Linked DNA regions of Mus musculus: all the other regions are linked to region 5. The links are chromatin loops, found by intact Hi-C in ENCODE. Cell type or tissue: heart. All regions are shown on one strand. Region 1 overlaps Adgrv1 (adhesion G protein-coupled receptor V1). Region 2 overlaps Adgrv1 (adhesion G protein-coupled receptor V1). Region 3 overlaps Adgrv1 (adhesion G protein-coupled receptor V1). Region 4 holds the start of Arrdc3 (arrestin domain containing 3). Region 5 holds the start of Gm4211 (a long non-coding RNA gene).

Region 1 (5,000 bases), 390 kb after region 5:
AGACAAAGCTATTAAATGGTAGCACCGTTAATGAGTACTCAACTCAGAGTATTAACAGCTTGATAATTAGAACCTTTAATCAAAAATGTCAACTTAGCAGGGACATAATTTCCAGCAACACTGGACACAGGTGGACTTCATTGTCCTTTTTTATCCTTTCCTTTTAATTTGATTAAATCAGAAATAACAGCTACTGTAAGCCTTCCTGGAACTCATCGTTTAATTTCTGTTCCAAAATTGCACAGGTAGGATCCAGCCACTTCTGGCATAAAAGGTAGAGTGCAAGACATACAGAATATTCCATCAATTAGCAGCAGACATCACACAATGATGCTTTTAACTGTAATGATGTTCATATATATATATATATATATATATATATATATATATATATATAATCTTAAAGTATTATCAAGCTGTGAATATTGAGAGTATGGGCTGTTTCCTTAGAAGCAGAGGCTACAGAGCACTTGAGCACAGAGCAGTCAATGCTCAGGGTCAGACTGAATAGGAAAGGGAGCTCTAAGATCAGCCACTGTTGACTTCCTCATAAAGACAAGAGGCTAATGGGAAATGGGGAACGTGAGGTGACCCATATCCTCAGGAGAAGGTGACATATTGAGGCTGTGGTTGTCATGAACAAATTGTTAGGTTAGCAGTTCTAGTGATCACAAAGTGGAGCTGAGATGTGACTCCACAATGAACCATGTGGTGGTTGCTTCTCTGAGTGAACCTTTCAAAGCACAGAAGACAAAGCCTTGACGTGAAACTCAAGCTTTCCCAGCCTGCCTGGGAGACTAGGATTCTGTTTTCCCCAGTGATCTCTGTAAAGAGGATGCTGCCAGTCAGTGTTCCACTCTCGGGTGTATTTAATATTCCCTGAACTTTATAAAGCCCAAAGATATCACTGATGACATTTTGGGACTCAAGGGGCTTAAATATCATCTTAAAATAATTTACTCTAATTGAATTAAAATTTTAAATTAAATAAATGCTATTGACCCTTTGGGAAAATCAAAGATAAAATACAAACAATAACAAACAGCATAATGAAGAAGAAAATTGAAAATATAAAAGCCCAGAAGGAAATGGGGGGAAAGTTGTTCTTCCTGTGATGAGAAGAGTCCATTCCCCAAATAAACATAGCTTTACCTAATGTGTTTACAGGAAAAAGCAATTAAACCTAAGCGAATAAAATAACTTGTATTTTACTCCTATGGTAATTGCTGTTTGTTCTTGTATGTTTTTAAGTATTTTTGAAATTATAGTGTAATTAATTACATCATTATCCCTCTTTCCTGTCTCCTCTCTAACCCCTCCAGTGTGCCCCCTTGGCCTCATTCAAACTCATGGCCTCTTTTTTTTTAAGAGTTGTTACACATATATATGTGTGTTCTTAAATACATAAATACAACTTCCTCGATCTGCTTCCTGTTCCTTTTATGTATGTCTTTAGGGCGAGCCATTTGGTTTTGGATAACCAATTGGAATGCCCTTCCCTACAGAAGACTACTTCTCCCACTCTGCATTCCTTGGTTGCTGACAATTCTCTGTCTGAAGTTGAGACCTCGTGGGATTGTTCTTTTCTCTTTACATTTTTAGAACGTACAACGCTCCTTGCTTCCCCGTGTTTCCTTTGTTTTCAAATCTCACCGATGGATTGCTCTAAAATATAAATGATGATCGGGTCCATTTGCAAGCCCCCCCCCCCTTTGCCTGTGTATCTTAAAACTACTTGCGGAGTGATGGCGTCCAGTGGGTGTCTGAGAATCCACTCTTGATAGAGAGCTGTAGAAGTGGGGCTGAGCTTGCAGCCAGCTGTGCTGCTGGGCGGTCCTATCACTTCCTTCTGCTCGCAAGAGAGAAAAAGCAAACAAAAGCCGTGCACGGTCCATACACTGCTGAGTCTGTGACCTTTATTTCCTCAACCCCTTTCCCACGCTAGGCTCCACTTAGCAGCTGAAGTAGGCTTATCCTAGGGAAACAATTACTCACAGGTAGACACTCAAAGGTTTCTCCTCGTGTTCCAGTCTATCAACAGGATGAGATTTAACAAACAAATATGAGCAGTCTTTACCCTCAAGGAAACTATAATCCACTAGCTGGAAAACTGACTAAGTATGTAGCAAAAAAAGGCAACTCGGACGCGGACCGCAGTCCTTTCCACATACCCTCTGTATGCTTCGGATTGGACAGTCTCCCTCAGTGAGCCTTAGACCACTGTGTCCTTGAGGACGTCATCACAATTAGGCTGGAGTTAGTTTGTCTAATCTCACAAGCAACTGATAGAATGACTGTGAAGACTGAGGTAATTTTTGGTTAGTCTGTTTGCTTACTCTCACATGGGACTTACAAATGATAGGGAATATGGAGGTCATTTTAGAAAGTAAGAATTTTCTCACTGACCTTCAAAGACCTTCAAAGATGCTGCTCAGAAGGGGATTCTAATTAGCATTTGGGATTGTACACTTGGTATCTCTCTGGGGGGGGGGGGGGGAAGGGGGTAATGAATTTATTTTTTTATGAGAAACAAAACAAAAACAGAGTTCCAAGGGCTTATTTTAGTCTTTTAATTCCAAGTTAAACTAAGTAGTAAACAATCCTTTCTTAAGTGGTTTCCTCCCTCACGGCCACCACTGACGCAAGCGTCGCAGACATTGGCCTGGAGGGAGGCCTCCAAGGATTACGCAGCATGCTTTAGACGCAACTTGGCAGCCGCTTGTAAACTCCAAAATGAGTAAATCAAATATCAGCAGTCATTGTGGACCTGAATTGCTTCCTCTCTCCCAGTTTCTCACACAACTGTTTGCACCCGGCTTCCCCTCTCAAAACAGCAGCGGGCTCTGGCGGAAGTCTAGTCTCTCCACTTTGCTTCTGTTCAGCGCAACTGCTTATATTATTTTTCTCAAGCCTATTAATAACTTGTAAAAAAAATAAGAGGGACTCATGGCAAGATGTAAACAACAGAACAAGTATCTTCCTGTGTTGTTTCACCATACATTTTGGACTATGAATTCTGTCTTTAACTCAAGAATATGAATTCGACGGTAAGTTTACAAAAAGTAGTCCCACTGAAAACATACACAGGAAAATAAAAAGTAGTCCAACTAAAAACATACACATTTTCCACAATTAAACAATTGTTACTTTTGCTTTGTAATACTATTGTATTTCTTCCTGAATTTTAAATATTATAACAGATAAAAGTTGTACTGGTTAAGCCTTTGTGGGTCATTTTAATTTCATTCTTTATATTTTCATGAAGGACATATTTTTACATTTTTCCTTTCCTCCAATCCCTCTCATTTCCTCTCCATGTTCTCTTCCACATTTATGGCCTCTTTTTTTATTAATAATTCTTACAAACATATTTGTATATATTTTTGTGGGTCCTTAGTACATGATTTTAGTAGAATGAATTTGAAGTAGCATTTAAAAATACTTCCCTTATATCTTTTCCTATTCCTTCACTGGAACAAATATCACAGTTTTTTAGATTGTTGTAAGACATTAATATTTTTTAAAAAAACTGATATATTTCAGTGTATAATAAATGACTTAATTTCTAATAGATATTAACTCAATACAAGAATAAAGGGCCAGCCGGGCATGGTGGCACACACCTTTAATCCCAGCACTCAGAAGGCAGAGGCAGGTAGATTTCTGAGTTCGAGGCCAGCCTGGTCTACAAAGTGAGTTCCAGCACAGCCAGGGCTACACAGAGAAACCCTGTCTCGAAAAACAAAAACAAACAAACAAAAAGAAAAAAAAAACCAAAAAAAATCAAAACAAAACTATGATCCCACTCACACCTGACAGAAAAGAGGATTCTAAACCTTCCATAGAAAATAGGGTAGTAAGGCACACTTGGGCCTTTTTAGATCAATTAACACATTTCTAAAAGCAGTGCTTGTCAGACACAAATACATGCCTGTGGGGCCCAAACTCTCATCCAAGAATAGGTGTAAGGAATTGTTATTTTTGTTACTGTCCCCTAAGTCAAACCTGCTTAGACCTGGAGACTAATCCCCACCACTTCCAGGTCTGCACCGACCGTGATTTCCTCACTCAGCAACTCTTAAGCAGTTGAACCACCAATGAATCCTTGCAAACTAAACGGAACATAATCCAGGTTAAAGAAATCCCTTAGCATCACTGATCCTACCGGACACACCCCATACCTCTGCCTTTACTAACGTTTGCACTTTAACTATAGATCCTACATGATAAAAACATCTCAGCTTTCAATGTAACTTGAGAATTCTCATCCTTATCAAAATCTTGTGAGCCCACTCCTCATCCAGGGTAGAATGAATAACTCCATGTCCATTCCTTCTACTATGTGCTCTGAAGGCCCCCAAGCTTACTCTACTCTACAGAGTTCATCTGCTCACTTTTCCCATCTTCCTCACAAACTGGTGGATCTCGATTTTGTTCTGTGTATTCTCCTCTGTAGTTCCTAGCGTATCATTTAATACATTGCAAAACAAGCTAAATAATTGGATAACAGGAACAGTGAATAACTGTTGCGTACGGTAAGTCTAAAATGTTCTTCCATAGATATCTCACAGAAGGCTTTTAGCCTTTATGTTGCATAAAAGGCAAATGGGATTTTCCTGCCCTGGTTCAAACCCACAAAGACCAGAGGAGGACTTATTTGCTCTCGCCTAACTTTTTTATATTCTCACGAGCCTTTCGATCGTGAATCCTGGGAAAGATTTCAAAAGAGTAATTCCAAATCCTTAAGAGTCAAAGATTCCCCAAGGGTTGTTTCTTTAAATGACAGAAGGACATTTTTGTTGGAGTCTCATGAGTATCTGGTGGGTTTGAGGATAATAATCACCCGAGTCAGAATATTAATTGTTGGCTAGGCTGAGTCCTTACGGTTAATCGAACACTAATTGTTGGCTAGGCTGAGTCCTTACGGTTAATCTCTCAGATTCCTGTAGCCCTGAACCTTTCTCTACAGAAGGAAAACTCTATGCTATTGGTGCCTATAC
Region 2 (5,000 bases), 350 kb after region 5:
CAGGCTAGAGAGGGTATGTGACAATACAAGGCCTGAAATAACCAAGGTTTGTTTTCCCTCTGAATTTCCTTGCAATCTGGACCAACCCTGATCCCTTCAAATGACAGATAGACTGTGTAGCATTAACTGCCCAGGAAGACATCAGTCAGAAGGCAGAATGAAGACAACAAAGAGGTCAAAACTCTGGACTAACATACACCTTAAATTAGGACTTTGGGCAGGAAGAAGAAGAAAAAAAGGGAAGAAAGGAGATACTGCTAGCTCCCAGACTAACAGAAGGAACAAGGGCAGGTTGGGAGACATGAGGTCACATGGCACCATGGCTACATTTTCTAGAACAGTTCTGGAGTAGAAAAAGCTACAGTGTTTGTAGTGATGCCTGAGAGCTGCTCCAACCTCTCTCAGACTTTGTATGGTTCTGAGCTCTGCACGCCTCAGCTCAGCTATGGGAAAAGGACAGGGAGGCCAGAACTGAGATTTTTTTTCAACCACCCACCAGAACAGGCCTTGCTCGGTTCAGGTATGGTCAGATATTCACATTATTCACAGATATTCACATTGACTTTGATTCACACCTCAAAAATTGAAAAGAGCGAAAAGAGCGTAACTGGCCATAATTTGGGCCCTTGTTATAACACAAGAGATCGAGCTGGAGGACATTTTTAAGAAGCAGCCAGAGAATTGAAACAGTGAGGGCTTTCGAATGCCAAATCCACAAGATCTAATTTAAAGGAAAGATCTCAGAGAACCTTCAGAGGTTTATGGCTTGAGCTGAGGTCCACAGGAAAAAATACATATGCAGAAATGTGTAATGAATGTAATATTGCTGACACCTGACAATAGATACTTGGAGACTAGCATGTTAGCATGTATAATAAATCACCACAAGTCACAATCTTGCTTGGGTAAGACAGGTGTTGTTATTTACCTGGGCAACTGAATGAATCAGTTTCACAAAAACCTTAGCTAATGCACCCATCGTGTTCGCCATTTGGCCCTCAAAACAAGTGGATGATACACCATTCTCGCTATCTGCATACTACAATCAGCAAAGAGCCTCGGCAAAGTTAAACTTCCTCATGTCTGGATAATTATAAACCTTTTAAAACCAGTGTCCCCTCTTCCACCCCAGCCCCATTCAGTGTAGGTTCCATTCAATAAGCTGATAGTTCTCTGACCAAGAGTGTAATCGGCCTATTCTGTAGGGAGTTCTGCTGGCATTCTCTGTTGTCAGGCAGAAAGTTCAGAGAGGTCTTTTTGGAGCCCACTGATTTTATTCTAAAATTCTTACATTCTAAACTCTGGTCTTTCACTAGTCCAAGAACAGACCTCAGGACTTCCCTCATTTTCTCTTTGTCTGAAATTTCTTCCAGAGCACATGCATGGTTTCCTTTCTGATTTCCTTCAGATCTCAAATAAGACTTTCTCAGAGAGACTTCCTCTGGTATCACTGTACACGATGTCTCTATATCTCTCAGTTTCGCACCACAACTTTACCCTTTTTCACAACACTGACTGTGCCCCACTGGTGACCATCCTTGCCTGTCCCTACCCTAGAGACAAGTACCACTAACAAGTTTCTGTGCATTCTGCTGCTGCTGTAAGAGGAATGACAAATGGGCTTTGAAGAATAGTTAAGTACTTAGAGAACAGTACTGATGGGGCAGATCTCAAATGCCAGCATAACAAGTTTAAAAGGCCATGTTTTGAAAAGAAAAACAGCTAACTTCAATTGGAAGTACATTTTAAACATCCAGGGTATGACTATTTCTGGTATCAGTAAGAACTGTAGATTAATTCTGCTTATGGATCATATACTTGGGATCAAATACCACTGTGGGACACCAATGATGAACTGATTTTTCATGGGCCACTACAAATAATGCAGTCTTAGTCACTATCTGTTTAATAAGAGGTTTGAACAGAGTAATCACACGGTACACTCGGGCATTTGAATGCATTGTCTCTAGATGGAGAACTTAGAGATGTAGCTTACCAGGAAAAGGACATCACCAGAGGTAGGTGTTGAGAGTTTATAGTCTTGCCCCACTCCCAGTCTGCACTCTTAGCTTTATGTGTCTGGTTGCAGATGTAACCACCTGGCATCCATCTTCAGCTGCCTGTGTCTATACGCTATGAATTCTCCCTCTGGAGCCGTATGCCAAAATAAACTCTTTCTTTCCTGAGCTGCTTCTGATAGTGGTGTTTCACTACAGCAACAGAAAGTAAATAATACTATACATATGCATGCCTTCACCTACCTGCCACACAGACACAAAGGCACACACACAGAGTAAGACAGACAGGCAGGCAGACAGACAAAATGACACACTAATCCGTCTCTGAGAGGTTTTAATCTGAAGGCTTTCCCTGACAAAAATTGTTTGCTCTGTAATACTACATTTTACTGTGACTGAGTATTCTCATCTGTTCACAACAGACATACTCAAGAATTTACATGTTTTTTGCAAATGAGAAGAAACGGCAAGGTTTACTGGGAACCATCTGGCTGCTGTGGGAACTAGCCTTTGTGAAGAGTACCTTCTAGTGGTCAGATTTATGTAGACTCGGGGAGATGGAAAAGTACCTTTTACTGAAGATGAAGTGGGATGTTTGGGAAATCATGCCTCTAATGAAAGAAAAAAAATCTCAGCCTTGAAAACTCATTTCCTCACCAGTCACCACTTCCTTGAATTCTCTCACCTGCTAAGATAATTACACACAGATTTATCCAGGAGGAAAAATAAGCTGAACTACATTGCCATGCCCGAGAAGGCCCTTCTAGCAAGTGGAAAATTTATGACTATATGAGGAAGGAAAATGAAACAATAAAACAAAACAAAGAGCAAAGTTTTAAAAGCCTGAAGCATGCCCGCCTGCGACTTCAGCTTTACACAGCTGATCATTTGGGACAGCTATCGTCACCTTGGTGACTTCAAACAGTTTTTGAGATTTCAAGTGCCCCAATTTATATGAAGCTGATTGCTCTTTTTCTCAGTCAATGCATAGCAAAGGATTTTCTAGCATGTACATAACCACACTGGGATTTCTTTTGGTTAATTGCTTAGGAAATATGTTTAATCATGAACTCTAAGTAAAGCAGGGGTGGACAGCCCATGGAAACATGTCTCTTAAGAGCCTAGATGGCAATTACAACTGCATGCCTATTCAGATCTGTTCTTTACTTACTTATATCACATAGTAACCAAAAGATTCTTCCTTACTCTTCGTGACTGTATATGATTTGAGAATTCTGAAACAATCGTATTGAATTTTGAAGAAGTGCATCAGCTAGAGACTTGAACTAAGAAGAGAGGGTTGATTCTATTGAAACAGAATGCATCTGCCTCCGCTAAATGAGGTAGGTCCGTTCTTCAGTGCTGACATTTTACATAGCTGGTCCATCCCTTCCGTGCCACCACTCCTCTAGCTCAGTCCCCTCCCCTCACCAATGACAATGACGTAGTTTTGTTTGTCACACCAACCTGTTCAAGCTTTGCTTTACTCTTTAGCATCTCAAGCTGATGTTCCATTTTACTTTGCCAATACATGCGAGAGCCTGTGTGTGAGCAACCTGCATTTACTAAGCTATTTGTTCAGCAAGGGGTGTTCTCTGCAATATTTCTTTCCTACCAACAATTATCCTTTCGTGCTCAGCTCAAGATCACCCACCCCTGCCCGCTGGGATAAAGGAAGTGGCCCCTTCTTTGAGCTTTCAAAGCATTATGCATTGAAATGCATTTTCATGCATTATGGATTAAAGTTGACACCTGCAATGAGGTTCTCTGTTTACTGTGTTTTCAAAGTCAGGTTTGGTCCTTCATAGTGCCAGCCTAGTGCCAGCTTAATGCAAGCACGCAGAGGAGAGTGCTGCAAGTGTTTACTGAATGCAGTAGTCTATGCTTATGAACAGACTCTTATTTTGAGAGAGGTTTCATTAAAACCCAGGTAAACAATTTCCACACTGGACGTGAAACTGCAGTGTCTCCCCATATCCATTACATGTGGCCCGTTACACACAAGAGCAGACTGACAATGGTAATGCAACTTACAGCCATCCAACGACAGCAGCATTTGGCTTCTTTTTAAATAATTGAGGAAACCTAAAACACTTAGCCCCACAAACACACAAATTTGCTGAGAAGAATGATACTTTGGGTACAGTCCTGAAAATCCATTATAGACACACAAGCACAGTGGAAGGGTGTGTCCACATGCAGGTCAGAGGACTGGGGGAGAAGGAGCCTAGTGAGCTGAGTCTAGGAAAAAAATAATGAAGCTGGAACTCCCATTCGCTGTGTCTCTTTGTTCTTTATTCAGAAAAGTAAACCCATCACGTGACCTTGACACGTGGTCATTTGGTTAGATTAGCATTCAAAATAAATATTGACACCAGCATTCCCAATAAAAAAATGGAGCACATGACTAGGATGTTGCTTCACCAAAAAATTCTCATCTCTGTCTTCCAAATGTCATTGTTAGCACACGTGCTCCTTCACTGTGGCTTTTCCAGATGAGCCATATTAAAGAAAGAAATTCATCTGCTGTAAGCAGAATATGGACGAACAAATAACCTAAAGATTATTTCCATAAACCTTATACCCCAGAACTGGCATTACAGTTGGTTGTAAGCTACCGTGATGGTACTGGGAATTGAACTCTGGGTCTTCCGGGAAAACAGCCAGTATCCTTAACTACTGAGTCATCTTCCCAGCTCTCTTATATTTACATTTGAGTACATATTTGAATCTGTTTTTAGTTTTAAAAATACACTCCTTTTCAATAGATTTCATGGGAAATTTCTAACTTCTGGTGGAACTTTAGAATATATATTAAAATCCAAATCTAGCTTTTGTCATTAAACTGTTTTATCATCTTCTATAAACATCTTAAAGTATCTCACTTGTAGGATTTATTAAAAATATCCTTTTATCTAATGGATCTATCCACTTTATGTGAAACATACATTGTAACACTTCCAGTTTAAAAGGGCTTGGTCT
Region 3 (5,000 bases), 410 kb after region 5:
ACTAATGAGTGGCAGCAGCAGTGGCCACAGGCAGAGGCATGAACGGGGAGGTTACTCCAGGCTGTTCCAGTCCCTCCACAAACAGGATCAGGCAGCCCTCTGATAACCGGCTCAGCATCTGAACTTGAGCAGACGGCTTACACTGAAGGTTGGGAAGTGTTTGATCTATTTCTATCTGTACAACATGTAGTCACAATATTCTTCTGAAAGACAACCCTTGCTCCAGTTGCTAGTTCAAAGCAAGATCTAATTTTGATTCTATTATTTAAACTCTTGAAACTTTTTTTTGTTGTTGAATTAGCAAAAGTAAAGAGAACAAGATCCAGTCAGATTAATGAGTAGCCAGAAGTTCTAGCTAAAGGAAAACTATCTCTATTTATAACACTTCATCTTGCTCTGCTTCAATTGACCTGAAATAGACAGGTAACAGACAGCTTGATGATGATGATGATGATTGATAGACAGACAGACAGGCAGACAGACAGACACATAGATAGTAGATAGATAGATGGTAGATAGAGATATATACATACATGTGAACACACATACATACACACACAGATATGTATGTATATACTTAGATAGATAGATGATTGATAGATAGACAGGCAGACAGAGTTCTTAGTTAATAGCATTTGGGGCCCTAGACATGTCTTTCCTATTTTAACAGTTTCAATGCCACAGGTCAAGATACTTGGGGAAGTTAAGTCCTGTCCTACTGGAAGGAGACAGGGTTTTGGAGTCATATATGGCTTTGGGTTCAGTCTTGCATGCAGTGATCCTTAGAAAGTCTCCAAGATGATAGATACTTAAAGTTAAAATGACAAGGGCTCAGACTAAGGGAAAGTCTTTTAGGAGTTGTGTGCAATCTGGATCATTCCTGAAAAACAGACATTGTACAAAGACATTCCTGAATGTTGCGGCGTGATAAACAGCCCAACTTTTACTGAATTCTAGATAATAGTCCTAAGAGTTAACATAAAATTCTCTTCCGCCTTCATGAAGAAGAGAAAGATGAAGTTAAAATCCATGCACATCCATTAGCTGACAAAAATAAGGTAAAAACCAAATAAAACCACGTAAGTGTTTCAACTTCTGAGCTAGTCACATAGACCATGGTGAGTCAGTAGAGAGGCTTCACAGAGCTTGTGCCACAGCCATGCACATGAAGGGTCTCTGGACAGATATCTTTATTCAGTTTCAGAAGATGAAGTTAAGCCATAGACAAAAAGAAACAGAAATCAAGTGTTTTCCTGTTGGCAAGATTTATTAATCTGAGCAAACATGGTTATCTTTCTGTTCTTTTTTTAGATTTGGGGAGTTGCTTTTCCCGACAGAAGCTCTGGAATTGAGAACCCCGCCTGGCAAAGATGCCCTTTGTCCCTCCTGCCACCAGCCCGCTCAGGGCACACAGGGCAATGTGACTCTAAGATAAAAGTTCCAAAGATAGAAGTAGATGTTTTCCCCAGGAATATCTGGCAACAGCATGAAAGGCTGTTGGCTATGTTTCCCACCACATTGGAAGAGAGTGCTCTCACACCTTGCTGCTTAAGCGTTTCCTTGCAGATAAATGAGAAAAAACACAACTTGACACTGAGGGAAATATACTGCTAAAAATATAAACCTTTTCTCAAAAAGTCTGTGATATTTCAATAAGCACAATTTTCTATATTAATAGTAGGCAGGTTACTATTTAGCATAAATGTCGTGGTGGACCGTCTATGGCCCCTGCATTTAAAAGTAACTGATGGGTGGGACAAGGTATTTCTACCAAGGACAGGTAGATACAAGCTTTCGGGTGTTAATTTGCAAATTTGTTCGCTGCAATTTTGAATACAAGAACAAAAAAAAAAAACATAGCTAGAGACTCACAAATGTTTTTTTGCTATGCTATACACTCTGTAGCTAGGCCAAAGAAATCTTTGAAAGGATCCTTCAGTTTTTAACCTTACTCCAACTCTGCAAGACTAACTTTGGTTTTGGGTGGGGAAAAATCCTATACTGCCACCTGCTGGTATATTGTAGTCAATGCCACTTTTTTTCTAAATTTTTTTTTTCCAAAAATGTGTATTGATCATATTTTCCCCTCTGACTACATCCCTACCCATCTAACTTCAATACAAGAACCATCTATTAATTCTTTTGTATCCACCTCCTATTCAGAATATAAATATAATAAAATATGTAGTGAATTAGTAATACAATATTCTATATGTTTCTAAAATTAGAGAACAAGCAAACTTAGGCACATTTCCCTGACAATATGATTTACAAATACATTGTACCATACTCCTTCAAAATGAAGGGATGAGATACGGCTCAGGTGGTCGTGTTTGCCTAGCATGCACAAGGCCCTGGGCTCAATTTTCAGCAACATCCTCAAAGTTAAAATGGCACAGGGCTCAGACTAAGGGGAAGTCTTTTAGGAGTTGTGTGCAATCTGGATCATTCCTGAAAAGCAGACATTGTACAATGACATTCCTGAATGTTGCGGCGTGATAAACAGCCCAACGTTTACTGAATTCTAAATAATAGTCTAAACCAGTCTGATGACGCAAGTCCCTAATCTCAGTATGCTGTACATGGAGACAGAAAGAGTAGAAGTTTGAGGTCATCCTCAGCTACATAGCAAGTCCAGGGCACCCTGTGCTACAGAAGAGCCATCTCTCTGTGACACATATGTACACACATATGCATGCATGCACATGCGCGCACACACACACACACACAAACATGACAATCAACTAAGTCTTGATAAGGAAAGATCTTGGCATGCCTGTCTTCCCCATATTCACAAGTCACCCCTATAGGTAAGTGGAGACATTTTACTCCTTAAAAAGAACCACGGTCCCAAACCCTTGTTTGTTTGTTTGTTTGTTTGTTTGTTTGTTTTTTCATTTCTCCAGGCAATTTAAACTCTAATAATGTCTACTCAGCAAAGATGCAGGATCCAAAAATAGGAGATCCATGTCTGGAACTGTAATGGTCCCAATAACACAATTCTACAACTCATACTATAAGTACTTTAAAGTTTGGTCAATGTAAATAAAAGCCAGTGTTCCTGTAAACATTTCCATTTCTCGTTTTGGAGAATCTGACATTTTTGGAAAGTCCTCACTTTGGAGCAGGAGAGGCAGCTCAGTATTCAAGGGCATTTGCTGCCCTTGCAAGAGCAGCCGAGTGGTTCTCAGTACCCAAGCTGGGTGACTCACCACAGCTATGAATTCAGGTCCTCGGAGTGCAATGCCACCATCTCTCTGCTACATTATACAGTTCATGTGCATATCCCCCACTCCCCATACAGACATAGTAACAAAATTAAATCTTTTAATTGAAAATAAATTCTTCTACAATACACCCTTACTACGGTTTTTCCCTCCCTTCACTCCTTCCAGCCTCCCCCACCTCCCTTCTTCCCAGCTACATCCCCCACTCTATTTCCCTTCAGAAAAGAGGAAGTCTCCAACAGCCAAACTGCAGACAACAAACAGCCAAACAGGACAAAAGAAGAAGCAGTAAGACAAGTCAAAAGCCCTCTATCAAGGCTAGACAAGGAAAGCCAATAGAAAGAAAAGAGTCCCAGGAGCAGACCAAAGAGTCAGAGACACACTCACTCCCACTCTTAGGGTCCCACAAAAACACTAAGCTAACGGCCATAACTTATACACAGAGGATCCGGTGTAGACCCAAACAGACCCTATACTTTGCCGCTTTAGTCTCTCTGAGCTAAAAAATAAAATATATCTTTAAAAATCTCTTGTCTAGTCAAGTGAGAAGAACATTCACTTTAAGTTAGTATTTTTAAATATCCAGGCAGTTGGTAAATAGATTGAATATTTCCTATGGAAACTCTACCAACTGTATGGCTTCTGACGTGAAATAACTAAACCATTACATTGGGTAAAAATAAGCTATTGAAACATTTTTTTAACCATAAATCATCCCTTACATGATTTTATGCCATATTGTTTTGTCTACTCTAAAAATACACTGGGAATGTACACACCTGACTAATCATTTTTCTTAAAATCCATGTTAAGCATAATGTGAACCAGAAGCCAATATTCTAACATATAGATTCTGGTCTTTCTTTCTCATCCCCAGACATGAGCAAATTTGTCTGCTAGCATGCTGAGGAATTATCTATAATAACATGATGCCATAATTAAATCTGTATTAATGCCACTGCCAAAACAACCCACCAGAGTGGTGGATACAGTCGAATAAAGTCCAATTATGGGAGGCAGGTTCTTTGCTGTGTTACCTACAAGAAGCAGAGGCAAGACCAGACAGTCACGACGGCATCCTAAGGTAATGTAAATTACCTTGCCAAATTCAGTGCAAGCCCCTTTTGGAAACAGCTGCTACTGTCTACAGTTTGCATGTACTTTGAACACATAATCTGGAATACAGTCCTTAATTTTCCTCTGAAAAACAGGTTATGAAATTTAAAGGACACTTTCATTCCTGGAACAGAAAAACCACAACAGAGTGCCATTGTTTCTGATACTTTTCCATTTCAGCCCCTCTAGTACTTCAACAAAGGACGCATGTGCTTGATAAGAAACTCTGTGCAATGAAGGAGTCACACAAGTCGAGTCCATGCACACAAGCAGCTCCAGTCACTCTGAACGCATGGCACACTGCACAGGTGACTGTGAATCGGGGACTAGATAGGCCGTGGATCTAGATCAAAACCAAATGCCATCTATCTGGGAATGCAGCAATAAAATGACTCCTGATGACATTCTGCTCTGCCCATAAATCTCTGTCTAACTCAGCCATCCTCAGAGAAGCCTCCTCCAGACGTAGACAATGTACAGAGTGAGAGACTGTGGAACACTGAGTCTTAACTGTGACGTCCTCATTAGACACTTCCTCCACTTCCCAACCTACCTCCACCCCTGGCTGAGAGAGCTGTGCAGAAGAGGAAATGGGAAGGTGTTTAGTGCCAAAGCGATGGAAAGTACAAAAGAACAGTGTCTGCCCTGGACCTAAGC
Region 4 (5,000 bases), 80 kb before region 5:
TTAGAAACCTCATTATCAAGAGAGACTACTAGGTGACGGGAAGGGCAACATTCCCCTAGTACAAACTTTCAGTCAGTAAAATGTGAATTTCCTAGGAGCCGATTCCTCTTGGTGACTCTCGCCTTTAAATTACATATTGGCAACAACAAGCCAAGCCAACAAAGGGGGCAGAAGATGTACTTGACAGGAGGAGAGACTTAGCAGATGAGTAGGAGGACAAAGCATATGAGATGTAGGCTGGGTTGCAGCAGGAAAGAGCCTTGGTGTGAAGATGAATAGCTGAAATCTAAATCAAAATACAATAGTGTCCCAGTGAAACATCAGAGAAGCCCAAGATAGCACGCCACAACCCAGCACTCCCAGCTGTCTCAAGGGGAGACATTTTGAGTCTGCAAATGCAAAGTTATTAAAATCAAAGAGAAATAACATACAAAATTTGACCTAAGCATAACATTTCTTTTAGAAATGAAAATATACACAAGTACTTAGAGGTACCAGCATATTTGTTTGTTCGTCATGCTTTTGTGGCTTCAATAACTAGGAGGGGAAAGCCAAATGAATCAAATATACTTGTTTACACACTTGAGGAATACTATGTAACAAAACCTCAAAAGGAAAAGGGGACCAAAGGGAAATAAATGCAACATGGGTAAAAATTATTGGTTAAGGTTTAGCATGTGTCCATTACTAAAGTCTTTGAGAAGTCACATTAGACTAATAGCAAAGTAAATCTAATGAAGCAAAAGATCCTAGGAGCATCAAATAAAAGAGGGAGCAATACAGGGATGGTGTTGATTCCCCATTAGAAACTTTACAAACTACAAACAATACTAGGATCCTTTTCCATTAAATGCAATTCTCAGGCTCTTACATAGTGATCCTTAATTTTCAGAAATGTGATACAGTTCACAGCACCCACGTAGCCACGTTCACATCTATAACTCCAGTAACAGGGAGTCTGAGGCCACCGATCTTCTGGCTTAACAGGTTCCAGAACACACAATGCGTGCTCTTACATAGATATACATACATAAATAAAATTTAAAAAATAATGTAAATTCTCGTTGTGCCCACTTTTAACTCCACTCCTTGCTCAATCTTCTGTGGTGTCTAATGCTGAAATCCACCTCATACTGAAGGAAACTTGACATTCTAGCAAAGACGTGGCTGTTACCACTAGGGGGAGAAAAACACCAATAGTATTTGTTACCAACCCTTAGCCCAAGGGTTAGACACTTTACCTGGATTATCCACCAGGTGTCAACCAAGAGAAGAAAGTTGCCCCTACCCCCCACCCCGGACCAAATACACAGATGTGTAATTTTATGCATAAAAAGCTAAACTCTTCTTGGCTTTTCCAGTAATTATTCTTCACATAGTTATATTTTAGGTTTTTTTTTTCAGTTCAAGTGTCAAGTTCAATCTAACTAAACATGTAGATTTTTTTTCTTTTTTAAATAAAGAAAACAGCAAGATGAATGTGTTTAGTTTGTTGTGATTCGACCTATCCAGATTTATCATTCAAAAAAAAAATCTAATGTTTAACTATGGACAACCAACCCCCCACATTTTTTGGTTAGGCATAATACAGGATTTTATAACATAGCCCTGTTATGAGGTTATGTTGATTGTTAATGATCTATTACCCCCTAAATCCTGGTGATGTTTATGACTGAGTATTTTACTCAAGGCATTAAAAAAGGAGAAATGTGCCTGTATTTAAAGATGCAGCACGGCAATTAGCATGTTGAATTAAAAGTAAGGCTTAACAAAATTAAGCCTCACTTATATAACAAATCATACTTAAAAACCAAAAACCACCTTATATGCTTTCCTAAGGCTTTTCAGTCTGTTGTAAACAATGTCAGCTAAATGACTATGTTCAAACCGCCTCTTATGAGGTGGTAATTAGGGGTGTGAGCTCTATTCTTATTCCTGATACAGGAGTTGTAATCGAGTCATTCCCTGCAAAAGGAGCAAAAGGTGATGTCTTGAAAAAGGACTTTTTCTCCCTTCGAGGAAGTGGTCAGGCCTACACACTACACAGACAACTTGATTGGGTTTGATGCTGTAGGAGCTGAAGACGGGAGCTGCCTGGAGCATTGTTCTTTGGCTCCTCAGGCCTTGGCTTAGTCCATTGCCACCCAGCCTACAAAGTCCTGCTTGCTTTTGTTATTTCTATCCAAGTCAACAACGCTTTCTTCTATGAACAATATTTGTCTGCTTTTTATTACGTTTCTTTTGAAATTCATTAGCTCAGACTCGGGCCACCAACCGCTTGCCCAACTGGTTTCTCCCCTTCCCCCACGGCTCGCACGTCCTCCGGGTCCGCGGCCCAGGCGCACACTCCTGGCCTGGCGCCGCCGGGTCCCTCTGCTCAGCTCCGGGAGCGCGTGCGGGGCCGGCGCTGCGGCCGCGGCGGGGGTGGCGGGGGTGGCGGGGGTGGCGGGGGTGGCGGGGGTGGCGGGGGTGGCGGGGTGCCCGCCTGCCAATCGCAGCGGCCCATGCACCGAAGTCGGCGGCGCCCGCTCCACACCTACTGTACCGGGAGCGTGCGGCAAGAGCCGGGCGCGCGCCGCGCGGGAGGGAGCGCGCTGGAAGGCTGGCCGCAGTCGCAGCCTGCGCCTGCGCACTAGGGTTGTTTTTCACAAAGCTGCTCTTAAAGTGAGCTGGCAGCCTCCAGCCGCCCGTCTTTGTAAGGAGACCACTGAGACGAGCAGGAGCGTGGAGCAGCGGCTTCTCTGCTGCCCTGACTTTTTAAGAAATCTCAATGAACTATTTGTAGACAATCACTGATCCTGCCTGCATGATTTTTTTTTCTTGCACGGCAAAGACACCCATCAGTGTTAAGTGAAGATCACATCTTATATGCGATCTTGACTTTTTTTTTGGTCTTACATTATATTTTTATAGATTTTGTTATAATCATGGTGCTGGGAAAGGTAAAGAGTTTGACAATAAGCTTTGACTGTCTTAATGACAGTAATGTCCCCGTGTATTCTAGCGGGGACACTGTCTCAGGAAGGGTAAATTTAGAAGTTACCGGGGAGATCAGAGTAAAATCTCTTAAAATTCACGCAAGAGGACATGCGAAAGTACGGTGGACGGAATCAAGAAACGCCGGCTCCAATACTGCCTATACACAGAATTACACTGAAGAAGTAGAATATTTCAACCATAAAGACATCTTAATTGGGCACGAAAGAGGTAAGTTTTTAATTAGTCACTACATTCGACTTCTTTGCATGAGAACTTTAATCTCATTTAGTGCAGTTCTAATCGGCAGTTTGTTAAAGGTTAGCAAACTTAGAAGCTGTAGTTTCTCCTTGACGTTCAAGCGTGTTAAGCCTTAATCCATGCAGGCGTCTGCAAAGTGAGTGCAAACTGCACTTAACTACATCTGTAACCGGCTTCATATCTGCCATACGCACCTTACAACGTGTTTAAATGTGACTCCGTCGTTTTACTAATATTTTCAAATTCATTTGCAAAAGCTGCAGTCCGATATTGGATTTCCTTTATTTTACAATCTTAGATACAGAAATGAGCTCCAATAAAGAACTGTAGTGACATTTAAGAAGGTTGCTAGATGTATCTGATTTTGATATTAACGTGCAAACGACTTTGAGGACTTGATTATTGTTCTTTGATAAAGGGCTTCCATCCCTTATTTTGACATATGGCACCAACACCCCCACGTGTTTTCCCCCTATTTTTCCCAATTCCCTTTAAAATGTACATCAAGCATCGTTTATTTCAAAGAATAATGTCTATCATTATGCAAACTATTAAGTCAGTTTTAGAAGCCATTCGGGGTCAGTGATTTTCTTCTCGGAGCATCATGTCTAACTTTGGAACGTGGATTCAATGAAACCCATGGCAGACAGATGGAATTGAAAAGTATATGACACATCGGATTTGGGTTTGGGGTATAAGACGAAGATTGAAGCATTGTCAAAGGGAGAAGGGGTCCTGAGATTTGCAATCTGTTGTTTAAGTGCCTACATTGTGGAAATACAGGCGACTCCAAGCTTGTTTTTCTAAGTTTCCACCCTTTGTTAGAAGCGGTTCAATCCTGTTTCGGACCAGTTCTGGGGGATGGTGAGGAGGGGCGCTTGTTCTCCTCTCAGCAGATTGGTTACACGCGTCAGGTGGTGGCGATGACTTAATTCCTAGTCCAAGAAGAATATAATGTTAAAACTGGTTATGTAATTTGTTTCTCCTTTCTAATGCAGTATTTTAGTGCAAATACTGGCGACTTTTCAGATAGAGGAATACTTTGTTTTTTTTTAATATCTAAAATGTACATCCTAGGGAGACGTTAATTGAACTTAAGGCAAGTGGGAAATGGAGGATGCTTTAAGTTACACAGAATTAATGTATCGTCTTTTAAATATGAAGGCGAAGCCAATTCTTAGGGTTTACGCACCTACACCAGGGTATTCCAAATACTGAATGGTTCCCTAGTTCTTTTTTTGCAGCGTCCACACGGATGGGGCGTACAATGCCTAATGACAGCGCTCTCGTTTTTTTTTAAAAAAAAAAAAAAAAAGGGCAGGCACATGAATTTGCTTTTGAGCCTGCTTGGACGTTGCAGCCTTTAATGAAATAAGAAGAGACAAAGACTTTTGCCTCGAAGAGTTCAGACTTGTAGTGGGGGGTATAGATAGAGAGTTCTGTGGACAAACACTTGATCCATTGCACCACGATCTCACGGTTAGGATAACTACCTGCACCCTGCGAGGTGCCCCGGCAAGCCTGGCTACGCGTGGACGGGCTCGCAGGGCTGGAATAGTTTCAATGACTTCAAACTGGCAGCTCGCTCTCAAACTAGCCTGGTAGCTGAGCGCCCGCCCCAGGCGCCCGGCGATAGGCGGAGCAGCGTTTGTTAGCCTGTTGCTAAGGCGATGCCAGGCGTTGATTGGATTGGGCTGGTGGGGGTGGGGAGGATCAAGCCGGCTCGCGCCGGTTGGGGCGAGGCTTGGAACCGGCGTGCGCCG
Region 5 (5,000 bases):
TTGTTGTGGCCCTAGCTGACAGACACAAGTACATATCACAGTGTTCCAAGAGAATCCTCTCTCTGCTGGAAAAGTTGGTTGGAGATTGACCATTGACCTGCGCCTACAGTTAGGCTCATCAGTCTTACCATTGGGAAGAAAGAAGCTCTTACCTCAGTGCGAGGAGGAACTGCTACGCATTCAGGGAGTTGATCTCTAGCATAAAGGGCAAAGGCCATGTCCTCTCTTCTGAGATTGCACTGCTTCTCTGTCCCAAGATCTCTCTAAGGATGTAAGATGGGGGGCTCTTCTTGGTGGTTTTGCACGAGTCACCACTTCTCTGGCTAGCTGGTGGCTAGCAGCACTGTCTTGATGTAGAGTCCCTTTACTTAATTTTCTCTAATAATGAAAGAACACTTGCCTAGATACTTTAGAATGTATCCAAGGATCTGCCCAGAGTCACTGAACCACTGCATTTGTGATGTAGAGTCCCAGTCTTTGTTACCCCAGGTAAGATTAATACTTTGTAACATCTGACCAGCTGCTTAATCATATTTAATAATAATGACAAGATACTAATTTGTTGGCTGCTTTTCACATCAGTGTTTTTAGGCATCCCTTCATTGAATACTTTCCACAAATTGATCAGACAATGTGTCTGGCCTCCATTTTTCAGATGAGAAAACAGGACTAGCTAAGCCAAGAAACAGGTTCAAAGTCACACCTTAAAATAAACCTGGCCTCCAAATATCACCCTGAGAGCATCAAGGCAGCACAAATTTAAATTAAGTAAGAATAATGACCCAGAACAAGTCAGTTTTAAATACCAGCTGACAAATATAACTAGTTGTATTTTAAATATCTACACAACATTGTCAAACTTTCAAAGGCTAACCTAACCAGTAGATGTTCCTTGTCATCAGTAACTGAAATATATTGCTTTCCATTTCTTAGTTCATCCATTTCTCACAGTTTTGTTCCCTCCCACCCTCCCTCTCTTCCTTCCTTCCTTCCTTCATTCCTTCCTTCCTGCCTCCCTCCCTCCCTCCCTTTCTTCCTTCCTCCCTTCCTTCCTTTTCAATGTCAGTTTAGGGTCTTTAACTTCCTATAAAAAAATCTGGCTGTCATGCCTGCATATAAGCTTGGAGAGTCACTCTAACCTCAAAGCTCTTCCCTGCAAGAAAAGCATTCCTTTTTTTTCTTTTTATATTTTATTTATATATTATTATTATTTTAGGGTCTTTGAGACAGGGTCCCACCACAGTGGTTTAAATCCCCCCTCCTCCCACCACACTCATCTTTCATCTCCACGCCCTTATTATGGCTCCCTACCTCCCCCTCCCCCTCAGGGTTTCTCTGTGTAACCCTGGCTGACCAGGAACTAGCTCTGTAGACTAGGCTAGCCTCAAAGTCAGGAATACACATGCCCTGCCTTCCGAATCGTGGGGTTAAAGGCTCACCCCCACCCAATTTAAATATTTAATTTTTTTTTTTTTTTTTTTTACAACTAGAAAAAAAGAGCATGCACGTCTTGGGACAGTCTCAACCTAGTAAAAAGCAAGAAAAGCATTCCTAATAGAAAGAAGGCTGTTCTATGGTGATGCGATGCACTGTTTCAAATGCACACTGGCATCAGGAGCAATAAGAATTCTAGGACCTTGGAAAACAATTGGCAACAGTTGGCACAGGTTCTAAAGGCCTAGTGTGATTGTCTTAAAACTCAGCTCAAAGGGGTCCCTGTCCCTCGACCTGTCTCTGGATTATCTCATTGATCAGCTACACTGAACAATGCAACACTTGCCATTGGCTCTCAACATAGCATTGCCACAATCACCAGTACAGTTGGAAAAATCCGAACAGGATGCTAGAGGGCTGAATGCCCAGGACACCATCATGGTTCTCTGTTACTATCAAACATGCCTCCAGCTTTTAGAATCCTTTATGAGAAAGGCAATTGCACAAAGACCAAAGATTGGCTTCCTTTAACACTGAACATCAAAACCGAGTTAAACTCTCTTTTTCCAAGGATACCTAATGTTTTACAATTCCACTAAGGCCACAATGATTTAACCTCAAAGTCGTGCAAAGGTTTGACACATCACTTGCAAGGCGTGTTTTTGTTTTATTTACTCATTCTTCCTGTGTCTCATTTAAAAATGTCATTTCTCAAATTGGGTGCGGATTATTAAAAAAATTAAACGTAAGCAAACAAAAAATAAAACCAAACAAAAGCAAAAAACAAACAAGCAGACAAAACCCACCCACACCCCCCCCTCCAAAAAAAATCAAACAAACAACAACAAATACAAGCCAGAGCAAGAGAAATCTCCTATCTGAGGAAATACATGGGACGAAAGCCTAAGCCCTGGAAACGGGGTCACGTGGGGCCACCCCCACCCCCCACCCCACCCCCGCTGCGGATCCTGGACGTCACCCGCTCTGGCCCGTGCGTGCGGCGGGTGAGTGGCCCCGGGGTCTCCGCGGCCGAGGCGCTGGGACGCCCTTCCTGACAGCCGGTCTCCCGGCACGTAGCGCTCGCCTGACTCAGCGCTGAGTCACCGCTCCCGCGGACTCCCGCTTCGCCCTGCACAGCCAGAGGCTGCCGGGCTCCGTGCACGCCGAGGCCGAGCCCTCAGTGCTGCAGACCGGTCTCTGCGCTTCCCGGAGCAGCGCAGGGTTTACAGCTTTTGAATCCCGACCAAGCCCAGCACTAACTTCCTGCGTTGTTTTCTTTGCCTTAAGGGCTGACTAGTCTAGGGATCAAATTCTTCCATCGAAGCTTGTTGGCGCAAATCCCGGCTTTGTCCTTGAACAGTGACTTTGAGATGATCTTCGTTTGGATTTTTTTAATACTTCCGCGGTTCCAAACTTCTGTCTTATTTATGCCCTCCGTTTCCTAAGGTTATCTTTTCAGTGTGTTTGGTAACTAATCTTGTCATAAAGCCACACTGCGGTGACGCAAGTCAGGTTGGAATCTGGCATGGTGTACAGGCAGTGACTTACTGTAAAATCCAGGGCCTTCATCGCGACATCCTATCTGTCATCTCAGGCACTGATTAGCTTCCTTGCCCTTGGAGAGGTCCCGGGGATTTAGAAGGCCTGTTGAAATCTGTCTTTATAGCGGCCATGTTTCTTGCTTCCTCCTCGGAGTTTAAAATGAAGAGAACGATAGATAAGCATTTCTGCAAACGTAGCTTGGACCACCTGTCCCAGAGCACAATTTTACTCCAAACTGCAGCTGCAGAATGTCCTGAATAAAACTAGAAACCGGCCACCTGCCAGTGAAACACGTGATCCGCAAAGCCTACCAGAGGATAGGAGGAAAGCAGTTTTCCTAGACTGAACACACAGACCACGTTGGTTCTGGTGTTCTTATTCATCTTTCTGTCTAAAATACTGGAAAGGTAAAATGCGGGGCGGCCACATAAAATATCAGCGTACTGTTATAGTGATAGCCATTTACATCGCTGTTGATATGGTAGAGATGGAACCGAAGGCCTGATGCTCTAATCAGACACTGCTACACAGCTATAGCCTCAGCAGGAAGTTGTTCCGACTTCCGATCCCTGGACATTTTCATTTCTCTGGGAAACTCTTCCAGCTTCATCTTTGCTAGCATTGGAGCAAACTCCCCAACAAGCCCTTGTTGGTCCAAGTAGAGTTCTTGGACCAGCAACCCAGCATCACAAAGTAGCTCATAAGAAGCACAGGCTCTCTGAGCTGCTGACGCAGCAAAGACGGAGGAGTGCTTGCCTAGTATGCTTGAAGACTGGAGTGGAGGAAGGGAGAACAGAAGTTCAAAATCATCCTCCGCTGCGTCCTTAGAGCCTAGAATCTCAGACTCCATCCAAAATTGGCATGTTTACGAGGTCTCTTTATATCGTGAACTTGGGAAGAACTGATCAGTGGGCTGGCAGAGGTAAGGAGAAGGCGTGGGGGAGGACAGCATCTTTCACTTTCCAGGACTTCGGTAAGAAGTGCCACACCTAGCACTGTACCTAAAATAGTAAAGGTGGACTATCTTAGTTAAGGGTTGACTGTTGTGAACAGACTCCATGACCAAGGCAACTCTTACAAGGTCAACCTTTAATTGGGGCTGGCTTACAGGTTCAGAGGTTCAGTCCATCATTATCAAGACAGGAGCATCACAGCGTCCAGGCAGGCATGGTGCAGGAAGAGGGAAGAGCTGAGAGTTCTATATTCCTTATCTGAATGCTGCTAGAAGACTAGCTCCCACATGGCTAGCAGAAGGGTCTCATTGTGCACCCCCACAGTGACACACTTCCTCCAACAAGGCCAACCTACTCCAGCATGGCCACATCTCCTGGTAGTGCCGCTCCCTGGGTCAAGCATATTCACTACCACATGGACTTACCCTCTTACAATCCTGGAGACTGTCCACCATGTTCTAGGTAGACCCCTCTGGGCTCCTTTCTACATCTCAGCAATGGCCATAGATCTCTGATTGTCCCTGGCATACAGTCTATGCTGCTTGGATCACATGGCATTTTTTTTCTGTGTTTGTCTCCACATTAACTCCCTACTAAGGTCATGTGCTCTCACTGGAGGCTCCAAGTTCCACACTGACAAATGCAAGTGCACACCATTTCTGGGATGGGTGTGGGGAAGTGATACAGATGGAAATAGCAGGGTACAAGAGATACGATGGATAATTGGGAAAAGGGGTGTGCTGTTATTAGGGAAGAGAAGGCACATAAACACAGAAGGAGAGAGTAAGATAACAGTAAGGATGCCTGAATCATACCATTAGCTACCTTAAAAGAACCCCAAAATACCAGTTAGTCTATGTATAATATCATATATAGTTTAAATAAAATTTCCTCATCTGGGCTGACAATGCTTTCTACCAGAACCAAAAATCACCTAAGAAAAACCCAACACCAGTAATGAGAGGCCTTCTTTTGAGTCATTGAATAGGGTTGTCCAAGAGACTTCCCCCACATACAGACTATCGCTCTTGTCCTTGTTGTTCCCCCAAAAATGGAAAACAATCTCTATTA

Evidence for each region. A loop is a pair of places that touch in the nucleus more often than their neighbours do. Peaks named below come from ENCODE experiments on the same cell type or tissue, not always from the same donor. Only the 100,000 strongest peaks of a DNase experiment are listed, where the experiment ranks them.
Region 1: it touches region 5 in a loop (2.5-fold over the local background); 5 of 42 quality-filtered maps call a loop at or near these places.
Region 2: it touches region 5 in a loop (2.0-fold over the local background); 3 of 42 quality-filtered maps call a loop at or near these places.
Region 3: it touches region 5 in a loop (4-fold over the local background); 5 of 42 quality-filtered maps call a loop at or near these places.
Region 4: it touches region 5 in a loop (7-fold over the local background); 14 of 42 quality-filtered maps call a loop at or near these places.

Annotation. Positions count from the first base shown.
Region 1 is chr13:81,349,772-81,354,771 of GRCm38, forward strand. All of the region lies in intron 83 of Adgrv1 (adhesion G protein-coupled receptor V1), which reads right to left. Among named protein-coding and RNA genes, the nearest start is that of Gm32639, 250 kb to the left of the region's middle. In heart, a CTCF peak has its summit at 2,852; DNase peaks (open chromatin) are centred at 1,830 and 2,720; H3K4me3 peaks cover 706 bases; H3K27ac peaks cover 1,448 bases.
Region 2 is chr13:81,312,418-81,317,417 of GRCm38, forward strand. The region is part of intron 83 of Adgrv1 (adhesion G protein-coupled receptor V1); the gene reads right to left. Among named protein-coding and RNA genes, the nearest start is that of Gm32639, 210 kb to the left of the region's middle. In heart, a CTCF peak has its summit at 2,552 (motif pointing left); no DNase peak of the experiment used is centred here.
Region 3 is chr13:81,367,793-81,372,792 of GRCm38, forward strand. All of the region lies in intron 83 of Adgrv1 (adhesion G protein-coupled receptor V1), which reads right to left. Among named protein-coding and RNA genes, the nearest start is that of Adgrv1, 260 kb to the right of the region's middle. In heart, a CTCF peak has its summit at 2,010 (motif pointing left); no DNase peak of the experiment used is centred here.
Region 4 is chr13:80,880,723-80,885,722 of GRCm38, forward strand. It overlaps Arrdc3 (arrestin domain containing 3), which reads left to right and starts at 2,700. Exons shown (of 8, transcript NM_001042591.1): 1 at 2,700-3,207. The coding sequence starts at 2,928. In heart, no CTCF peak of the experiment used is centred here; DNase peaks (open chromatin) are centred at 1,229, 2,609, 4,119 and 4,879; H3K4me3 peaks cover 3,324 bases; H3K27ac peaks cover 3,466 bases.
Region 5 is chr13:80,960,496-80,965,495 of GRCm38, forward strand. Gm4211 (a long non-coding RNA gene) reads right to left here and starts at 939. Exons shown (of 3, transcript XR_382678.2): 1 at 153-939. It overlaps 9330111N05Rik (RIKEN cDNA 9330111N05 gene), which reads left to right and starts at 3,579. Exons shown (of 2, transcript NR_015587.3): 1 at 3,579-3,898. In heart, no CTCF peak of the experiment used is centred here; DNase peaks (open chromatin) are centred at 2,506, 2,926 and 3,266; H3K4me3 peaks cover 1,076 bases; H3K27ac peaks cover 1,641 bases.